Regions from separate parts of the Homo sapiens genome. Here region 2 is linked to region 1. Evidence: chromatin loops called from intact Hi-C (ENCODE). Cell type or tissue: adrenal gland. All regions are shown on one strand. Links, peaks and the distances in the headings refer to the core of each region. The heading gives the core; the rest is flanking DNA.

What was found. Peaks named below come from ENCODE experiments on the same cell type or tissue, not always from the same donor. Only the 100,000 strongest peaks of a DNase experiment are listed, where the experiment ranks them.
Region 2: it touches region 1 in a loop (10-fold over the local background); 3 of 110 quality-filtered maps call a loop at or near these places.

Annotation. Positions count from the first base shown.
Region 1 is chr6:53,336,753-53,342,134 of GRCh38, reverse strand. The region is part of intron 1 of ELOVL5 (ELOVL fatty acid elongase 5); the gene reads left to right. It also overlaps the pseudogene RPS16P5. Among named protein-coding and RNA genes, the nearest start is that of ELOVL5, 9.5 kb to the left of the region's middle. In adrenal gland, for the core only: no CTCF peak of the experiment used is centred there; no DNase peak of the experiment used is centred there; H3K27ac peaks cover 328 bases.
Region 2 is chr6:53,260,765-53,266,146 of GRCh38, reverse strand. LOC124901332 (a long non-coding RNA gene) reads left to right here and starts at 3,344. Exons shown (of 4, transcript XR_007059612.1): 1 at 3,344-4,445. In adrenal gland, for the core only: no CTCF peak of the experiment used is centred there; no DNase peak of the experiment used is centred there; H3K27ac peaks cover 1,268 bases.

The DNA of each region.
Region 1 (5,382 bases), core at 324-5,323:
GAGTTTGCTTCTGTCCGAACTTCTGCATATTAATCTCTGTGATGGATCTGAGGTGCATTTAAAAGAATACCTCCTGTACTTCTTTTAAGTAAGGACAGCTGTGGGAAGCAGATTGGGTTGGCAGCCTGCACCTATGCGGGGTTCCACCTCTGCCACTTAACAGCTGCGTGGGCTTCAGCAGGTAAGTCACTCTACCTCCTTGAGACCCTAGAATCTATGTAGAACTTGGAAGGTGATAATCCTGTGCCTACTTTGGAGGGTATTAAAACTATCAGTATTGTACATGAAAGTTAGGTGGGGCACTGACTTAATTTAATTAGCATAGTAAAAACGTCTCTCTGTTATATAGGATGTTTATTGAAGCATTGTTTCTAATAGCAAAAGATTGGAAGAGTTAGTAGACTAAATGTCCTTGAAAAGAATAAATCATGCTACAGCTGGGCAACGGAATATTCTGCAAATTTTAAAGAGAACAAAGCTGTTCTATGGGTACTGAATATAGCTGCTTGGTACCACATAATAGGCACTTTTCTGAAGTGTTCAACATGTATTAATTCATTGTGGCTTCACAAAAGCCCACGAGGTAGGGACCCCAATTTTACAGATGAGGAAACTAAGATAAAGGTTAAGTCACTTGTCCAAATATCCACAGCTAGTAGGTGGCAGAGGCAGGATTCAAACCCAGGCAGATTGGCTTAAAGACTCTAATCTTGGCCACCCTGCTGTGCTGTACACCTGTCAGACCTAAGTAGTGATCTTTGTATTTGCAGCTTTAGATACATGAGAGGAAACAAGGTTGAGTTTCTTATTCATCGTTACATTCTGGGAGGCTGACGGTATAATCAACATATAGCTTCTGTTGACAGTAACTAAATAAAGGTTTAGATAAAGAAAGCTAATAGGGAATAACATTTATGATCAATACTTGAAAGGGTGACCGTTTGTTTCTTCCATTACTCCTTATTTTAGATATTTTGAACTTAAACCTCTTTTTTGGGGAAAATCAGAAGCGTACACACTGAATAGCTTACAATTGTTAGTGTAAGAAATCAGTGTTCAAAAGCCCAGTTGAGTCAGTGTTCACTAGCCTGACTGGTCTAGTGTGGCTGGATTAGTATGACTGGCCAAGGGCATCCAGCATTGGTTTCCTTACCCGGTCCTAGCCCCATCTGGTTTGATTTACAAGGTATATACGCTCAGAGAAATGCAGACGGGAGGGAAAGACACTCACATTCTTTAGGGAGCCTCTATCTCCAGATTGCCTGATCTCCCTTGGGTGAAAATGTAAGTCAGGTGTACAAGTCGTACAAGTCATGTATAGCTTGACAATGGGAATACTTTTTGAGAAATGTACTCTTAGGCAATTTTGTTGTTGTGTGTTCATCATAGAGTGTACTTAGACAAACCTAGATGGTTACCACATACATAGGGCATATGATATACCACATTGCTCCTAGGCTACAAACCTGTACAGCAAGTTACTGTACTGAATACTGTAGCTAGCTGTAACACAGTGGCAAGTATCTGTATATCTAAATGAAGAAAAGATATAGTAAAAATATAAAAGATAAAAAATGATACAACTATGTAGGGCACTTGCCATGAATGGAGCTTGCAGGACTGGAAGTTGCTCTGGGTAAGTCAGTGAGTGGGGAGTGAATGTGAAGGCCTAGGACTTTACTGTACACTCTAGACTTTATAAACACTGTATACTTAGGCTACATTAGGTTTATAAAAAATATTTTTTGATTAGGTGTGGTGGCTCATGTCTGTAATCTCAGCACTTTGTGAGGTTGAGGTGGGACCAGGCATTTAAGACCAGCCTGGGCAATATCACAAGACTCCATCTCTACTTATTTATAATAAAAGTTTTTTTAAAAATATGTATTATTTTAATATATATTTTTCTTCCTTAATACATAAACTGTAGCTTATTGTAACATTTCTATTTTATAAATTTTTTAAACTTTTTTACTCTTTTGTAATAATACTTAGCTTAAAACACAGGCTGTATGGCTGCAAAAAAAATATTTTATTTCTTCGTATCCTTATTCTTCAAGCTTTTTTTCTCCTTTTAAAGTTTTTTAAACTTTTTTGTTAAAAACTAAAACAAACATACACATTAGCCTAGGTCTGTACAGGGGCAGGATCATCAATGTCACCGTCTTCCATCTCCACATCTTGTCCCACTGAAAGGTCTGTAGGAGCAGTAACACACATGAGCTGTCATTTCCTATGACAACAATGCCTTCTTCTGGAATACCTCCTGAAGGACCTATCTGAAGCTGTTTCATAGTTAACTTTTTAAAATATGTAATTAGAAGGTGTACACTCAATTAATGATAAAAAAGTATAGTATACCAAATACATAAACCAATGACATAGTTCTTTATCATCAGCATCAAGCATTATGTACTGTCCATAATTTTATGTGTGATACTGTTACAGGTCTAGCTATGCAGTAGGTTTATTTACACCAACATCACCACAAATGTTTTATTGTGCTATGATGTCACTAGGCAATAGGAGTTTTTCAGCTCCATTATAATGTTACAGGAGTATCATTGTATATGTGGTCCATTGTTGATTTAAAGGTCATTATGCGATGCGTGACTATATTTTGAAAACATTCTGATAGAGAATGACATTAAGTCATTTTGATACAAGGCCCCATTAAGGGCCACTGTGCTGGGCCATGGTGTTCAGGCTATAGACAAGTCTGCCACCACCTTCAGTTCTCTTAGGATCCTTAGACTCTTTCAGAACTGAGTTTTCTTTCTGGGTGTGGGACACTAGGTTTGGCAACATTGTAATGGCTATAAGTATCAGCATTCCTAAAATAAGAGAATCACAAAATTCATGGGGTGGCTTATATATTCACATGGAATCTGAACAGGTGATAAAACAACTGTTGGTTTCAGAGACATGCTATAGAGGAGATGAATACACAGTTGCTAGACTGTGTGTCCCTTTGAAAAATGCTGTATTGTAGCAGGATTTTCCCCCATTTTTTACACATTTAACTTTGCTTCTCCCTCTCCTCACTCACCCTCACACCCAAACAACAGTTATAAAATGTGGGCGTGTAGATTGAGTTTTAAAAAAGAAATGTGTTTTTGTGTTATATGCCTTATTTATGTTACACAGGCTTGAATTAAAATCTTTTAAGACATTTTCGTTTGGGGGGTTGCATAACTAATCTTTATTATGTTTCTCCACCGTCTTTTAATTTCAGCTTAAGGTATCACTGCCTTTGTATACTTTGCACAAATTAGGTTGGAGAACTCAATTGATAATTTCCTCAAATGATAATTTATTTTGAATATTCAAGTAATCACATCAGTTAAGAGACTGCACTCAGATAAGAACCATCAGCAGTTGCCTGTAGCAGAAAATGTTGCTTAAAAGCCTTTTGAATATTTGTCTCCCTGTTATTTGCAATTGCAGTCTTTTGGTTTAGATGTTTAGAATATGATTGAAGTAGAGCCCAGACTGCTTAAGCTCAGGCTTTAAGGGAACCATTAGAGGCGTGTGTAGTATCTTGGTGTCTGTTACCTACCTTGGCCATTGATTGTCTTCTCTACAAGATGCTTCATCCAAGAAGGAAGTTGCCCTTTGAAACAGGTGCCCTTTGAGCTTCTCCAGAGAGACCCATAAAGACATTATCCCAGGACCTCATGTTTCTAGGAGAATGTGATAAATATTGTGATGGTTTCATTTTCAGAGCAGCTGCCTTTTCTTCCTTTTGCAAGGAGTAGGAACAAAAGCAGCTTCTTTTTGTTTCCTTTGCAAGGGCTTAGAATAGGCTCAGTGTGACCCAAGGGAAGTTGGATGTGACAAGTGACAGTAAGGTAAGTACTTTTCATTGACCCCCTGGTACAGAGTTCAGGCTTGAACTTACCATCTTTTTAAGAAATGGGACTGGCGTATTAAATTTAAAATGTAGGCAAACAGTTGCAAAGTACTGTCAGAAGACCAAATCTCATTGCATGATCTACTTGCCCCATGGATTCAAATATCCATCCACCCACCCACCATCCACCCTTAGATATTTATTTCTAGCCCATCTATTTCTTTTGAGCTCCAGACTCATAACTTTTCATCGTTGGGTGCCCCACATACCTCCCCTGTTGGCCAACGTAGTCAGGAGCACCATCCTCCGCCAGTTTGCCCAAGCCATTAAGCTGGAAGCAATGCTTGTGTTCTCCTCTCTCATCAACCATGCTTTTACCAAACTTTGCTCAACTGTCAGTCACCAAGTATTACTCATTCATACTCTCTGTCCTTCTAAGCTTATTCCCCTTCCCCACATTGCCCCAGCCTTCCATAGCATGTCAGATCCTTCCTGGACAACTACAATTTCTCCTTGGCTCCTTGCCTCTGTTTTCTTGATTCCTAAAAATTAGATGAGGTTGTACCTGTATAGTGCTTTGCATAGTGTCTGCCATGTTTATCTGGCACATAGTGTAGGTATCTAGCAATTACGTGCCTGAATGTTTCTCTAAATACATATGTACCTTTCAAATATAACCAGTCCTATAATATGTGCTAATGGCTGTGTGAAGCTGAGTATGCCTTGATAGCCTGAGAATACATAATGTTTCACAAATGAAGAGCTTACCTGGGCAGGAGACTTTAGAAGGCCAGTTGCCTTGCTTCCAGCTGAAGGAGTAGAACACCAGCAGCTCTCAGACCATACAAATTGCTAGACACCTTTTCCTGTTGTGGCATGGTGCAATGAGGAGCTCTTACCTATGCCTGGAGACATGCCATCTAAGGACTCGTTGGCTGCAGTCTGTGCAGATCTTCACATACAAGGAGATGGCCATAGCTGTGGTGCTCTGCAGATGTGGCAGTGGCTTCATCAGGATGAACGAGGGGCCCCTGGAGATGATCAAGCTGCTCACACTGCAATACAAGCTACTGGAATTAGGTCTGCTTCTGGACAAGGAACAGCTTGCTGGAATGGACATCCATGTTCGTGTGAAGGGTAGTGGTCATGTGGTTCAGATTTATGCTGTCCTTCAGTACATCTCCAAAGCCCTGGTACCCTGTTACCCAAAATATGTAGATGAGGCTTCCGAGGAGATCAAAGACACCCTCACCAGACCTTGCTGGTGGTTCACCCCTGTTGCTATGAATCCAAGAAATTTGCAGGCCCTGGTGCCTGTGCTCACTACCAGAAATCATAGCAGTAAGCCCATCAAAAAGATCAAGGTTTACCTTTATAGTAAACAATGGTTGAAGGTCTTTAAGGTTAAAAAAAATTGCTAGACATCCCAGCTGCCCTAGAAGCAGAGATGACATGTGCTGTTATTTTAAAGGGCCTTGCTTACCTGCATATTACCTGTTAGGGCTTTCAGGTAGAATATACCAATGATA
Region 2 (5,382 bases), core at 267-5,266, 76 kb after region 1:
TAGCATGTGTCTTACTAAGAAGGCTGGATTGGTGAAACTAAGACCACAGTGTGGCTCTCTAATTAACCCTTGCTAATAACTCTATTAACCTAACTTACCAGGGCTCAGTAGCACACCAGTGGTTGCTCTGAGGGTTGGTCTGGTGATAAAGTGATTATTAAAATATATTAAATATCAGTCCTGGAATTTACCTACCTTAAATTGTAAACTCCCCTTGTGGCAGATTCTACACTGATGACCTTACCATGCCAAGAAAGTGTGCTTAGCTGCACCTCCCAAGCAGCAATCAAAGTCTTCCCTCCTCCCGTCAGAGAAGTGAGTGGATAAGAGGCGAGAGAGAGGGCAGATGTGTTCTGCTGTCCTTTTTCTTGTATGGAAAAGGGAGGATTCCCATTTCTCCCTCTATTTTTGGCAGCCTTGCTAATCATGTGAAGGGCATTGTAGACTAATATGAGAAGTACAACTTGGAGACCACATTGGCTGGGTTGAAATCCTACCTGTATGACCTTTTGGCAAGAAAACTTTGCCTTAGTTTTCTCTTCTGCCAAATAGGAGTAATGTTAGTTTCTATGTTACAGGGTCCTTGTAAGGATTAAATAGATGACTAATGATACTGTATATATAAAGCCTTTGGAACCCCATCTAGCTCAGAGTAAAGTGTAAGTGATAACTTCAGGATTGTAATCTCAACTCACCCCACTGGTCTCTTTCAGCTGTAAGCTATTGTTTCACTGTTATTTCCCTGGTTGGCTGCTCTAGTAATCCTATCCAAAAAAAGGGAAGGAAGTTATTTCGTGTGACATTTTCTTTGTTAAATCAGTGTTGAAAAGAAATCAGCAATTGTTAGGAGTCAAATGTTCACCGTCTATATTATTCCTGATTTTGCCAGAGTTTTACATTAAGTTCACCATTCTGGAGTTTTTAGAATCTACTTTGGAAAATAGGGCAGTGATTATCAGTATCTGGACTTCGTTCATTGTTTCCCTGGAGTTCTGACAACAATTCTGCAGTCATATCCACAGGTTGTTTCAGCGACTGACATGTCTTTCATGAGAACTCGTTTAAAACAGGTGTTTCCTGCTATCCCCTTATCACTCTTGGACTTCAAATCCTAACCAGGTTTTTCTTTACACTCTTTAATTTGGAAATGATTGTCCTCAGTGGAGCAGATGGAGCCAAATAGTGGTTGCTGTCAGTTTTTTGCTCTGCTCTTCAGCATTGCTTCATTGGCCATTAGTTCTTACTCCAGGCATAGATTTAAAACCTGCTTTTGTTATCCTTGACATTTTTGTAGTCCTTATCTTCTCTCTTTCTTCGGTATGTTTATGGCTCATGAAAAGAAAGTTCCTGGGCCAGTTTTTGCTATAGCTTGCAGAGGATGTCTGGATTCGACTCTTGATCAGATCAAGGAAGACTTCTGGGGTGGAAATTGTAGGAACAAGCAGTGCAGGATCCAGTGAATGGCTAATGTAGTGGTGACAGAGACCCAGTTGTAATGCTTCCCTTTCTCACATAATCAGGACTCTCCTGAACAGTACCTACCACCCTGTCTGTTGCCCCATTTATGTTACTCTGTTGGCCAGGCCTTTGCAGAATGTGACCTTGTTCACTGGGAGAGTGCTTGGTACAGAGGACTGAGCTAGGTGTATTGAGCAAACAGGGATCTGTGAGAAAACAACCGGCCCTCGCAGGAGCCTCTACTGAATTGGGATCAAACATACACACATGTGCCTTCTGTGTAAAATGGTTGTGGTGACTGCCGTAAACTGGTATAAACCAGCTACCATGAGAGTCCAGGGAGGGAGAACCCTTCTAGCAAGGGTGGGTAAGAAAAGCACTGTAAAGGAGTTGGCTTTTAATCTGAGCATTCAGAGACCATCTGGGTTTCAGTAGTTGGAGCCTGAAGGTGCTGGGAAGACAGCATTCCACATACAGGAACCAGTATGAGCAAATGCATAGAAGGCCCAGAGGGAGATGACACACTGCACTCGAGTGGATCTGTGGGTGAAACTGCTTGTTTTAAAAATGAGGTCAAGTGGGAAGAGAGTGGAATTTGTCTGGGTGTTCTCCTTGATGAAATGTGTAGAATGTTGTTCAGAGCTCCCAGAGGAAGTAGTGATTATGTGTAAAGGAACCATTCTGAGCAGAGCCTCCTGTCACTGGCCTGTGCCCTAGCCGTCCTGCTCCCATCACCAGCAGTGCCAGGGAGGAGCCAGAACATGATGATAACGAGAACCAGGACTCACATTAGTCTCAGTTATAAGCTGATGGAGTCTTCTGTCAGATAGGGCAGGTTCAAAGGGTACCTCAGACCTTTGCCAGAAAATTGCTCCTCACCAAAGAGATGGCATTTGAAATCTGAAAACGGGACCCCTGATGGGATGAGTCGGGATTGAAATCCCACATTGGCTCATAAACAAATATTTCTTAAATGATTGTGTCCACACATTCCTACTGGTGTTCTTTGTTCAAATAATGGGCATAGATGCAGGTTTCCCTTGGATGAATTTGACAATGTTTTAACCAAGCTACCACTTTTCAGCAAATTGTGTGCTTTCCCCTTGACAATGTTCCCAGTGAAACAGGTGCCTGTTTGTAGGAAAGCATCAGCACCAGGTTCCAACAACCTTGTGCCCTTCCCTGCTCCCCTTTTTTTTTTTTTTTTAAGATGGAGTCTCACTCTGTCACCCAGGTTGGAGTACAGTGGCCCAATCTCGGCTCACTGCAAGCTCCACCTCCCGGGTTCACGCTATTCTGCCTCAGCCTCCCGAGTAGCTGGGACTACAGGCACCTGCCACCACGCCCAGCTAATTTTTTTTTTTTTTTTTTGTATTTTTAGTAGACACAGGGTTTCACCATGTTTGCCAGGATGGTCTCAATCTCCTGACCTCGTGATCCGCCCGCTTCGGCCTCCCAAAGTGCTGGGATTACAGGTGTGAGCCACTGCTCCCAGCACCCTGCTCCCTTATTAATTGCTGTGGCTCTCAGTCCTCCAGGAAGGCTACATGGTTAGGGGTTGACCAAGTCCCAACTGCCTGCTGCCTGTGCCATTCCTGCAGAGCTCCAGCCCTCTAGGAGTACTGGGTTAAGTGTATTTTAAAACCAAGGCCAGGGCTGGGTGTGGTGGCTCATGCCTGTAATCCCAACAGTTTGGGAGGCCGAGGCAGGTGGATCACTTGAGGTCACGAGTTCGAAACCAGACTGGCCAACATGGTGAAACCCCGTCTCTACTAAAAATACAAAAAATTAGCTGGGTATGGTGGTGCACACCTGTAATCCCAGCTACTCGGGAGGCTGAAGCAGGAGAATCACTTGAACCCAGGAAGAGGAGGTTGCAGTGAACTGAAATCACGCCACTGCACTCCAGCCTGCCTGAGCGACAGAGCAAGACTCTGTCTCAAAAAAACAACAACAAGGCCAAATGTCACCCCATGATCTTAACAAGGGAACAGTCAGAATCCAAATCCTAAGCACACAAAGCTACTTTCTTAAGGGCAATGGGAGAGGGAAATTGTGATGGCCCCAAGCTAGAACCTAAATTACACCTTTACTTTAGAACTGAGTATAGAAGGATACATATCCTAGGGCACAGATGGGACACCTCTGTCGATGCTAGAAGAATTCTATGTGTGTTTGGAGGTGGCATAGCATACCTGTTAGAAAGGCTTTGCTATTTACTACTGTGGGACCACAAGCAAGTTATCTCTTTTCTGAACCTCAGTTTCCTCAACTATAAAAAAGAGATACGGATGCTTAGCTAATATTGCTGGAATTGAATGCAGAAATGAAAGAAAGCTTTTAGCACAGGGCTTTACCCTAACAGGCACTTACTGTTAAGAGTGGTTTATTACCAGGTAGGTAACTAAGCAAGGAAGATGTGTGTTAATCAATTTGGCATGAGATTTAAAATTTTATTACCCAACACATTATTTTCACTAAAGTATCCTTGGTTAAAACTCAGTTAATACTAGCATTTAATAAGATAACTCAAATTTCTCCAAAAAAATGGACAAATTGGATGTCTTCAATTCACTTGACTTACAAAATGGTTTTAATATGAGAATTGTCTAGTCATAAGTTGTCACTCAAGAACAAAAATTATCTGTTCTGGCACTAACTGGCATGTGATTCTGGTGAGGCACATCATGACTCTGGGTCTCCTCTACAAGGAGGGGGTTGTGGGAGTGCCCTGGTTCCTTCCATCTTGAACATTCGTGATTCCAAAGTAGCACTCCAGCATAGCCCTGATTTACTTCTAGTTCCTTTCCTTTTCAGGACATTGACATAAAGTAGAACTTGCTTCCAATACGTCTTAAAGGTTAAATGTTACACACAGCGTACAGTCAATGCAAGGAGGCCTGCACACAGGGAACTTCTGTCTAGGACTGCGGCCGGTAAGACCTTCCTGTGTGGACCACAGCACTGCTCAGGAAAGCTGCCTGCAGGTGAATAAGTGAATGTGAAATTAAGCGAGACTCTCTGCAACCGTATTCACTATATCACACTTTCATTTGGCCTCTTTTGCATTATTTCCTAATGTTTGGAGAATACATTTGAGAAAGAATGTTACATATTTTTTTACAACTCATTTTACATTTACCTCAATTGGGGAAAAAATTGATGGGAGGTGATTTAAATGTGTTTCTTTATGGAATGAGATCAAGGGATTAAACAGCCTCCCAAGTGTCCACACTGGCCCAGGATCCAAGTGAGAATAGACTGTGTCCCAGGACCTGTGGTGGGACTTGAAGTTTCTGAAGAAGTTGAGGTAGGAATAGAGTAGATGAAAGTATAAAATTTGGATAGAAGGAAAAAAATGAAAGGTTGATGAAATAACTGTACCAGAGAAGGAGTACTTTTCTAGAGATAGCAGTTTTTCTCATGATCTGAATTAAATAGCATGGTGTTCTCAGTGACCTTCCAAATTACTGAGACTCACTAGCAGGCTCACCAGGGATTCACTGCTGGCTCAGAAGGTGTTCTAGAAAGCAGTTTCCAGAAGGTGTTTTAGAAAGAAGTCAGATGCAGAGCACCTCTCAAGCATGAGACGCCAAGGTACCTTCCTCCCAGTGTCTAGGTATTGGCAGCTCTCTTCCCCGTTTTGCAGATGAGAAAGTTGAAATCCAGAGAGGATAAATGACCTGCCCAAGGTAAGTTTGACACCAGAGTTCAAATGGGCTTTCCTGGTCCAAAGCTGATGCCAGGCATTGGAGCTCACTAGGCAGGGAGACAGTACAGAAAGCGCTCCCTCAGACCCACCCCTCTAGACACAATTACAGCTACAGGGACTCACATTGTCCTGGCTAACCAGGACAATGTGACATTTCTAACCAGGACAATAGTCTGTCTATGGTGACATCAATGTGATTGTAAATTATTTAT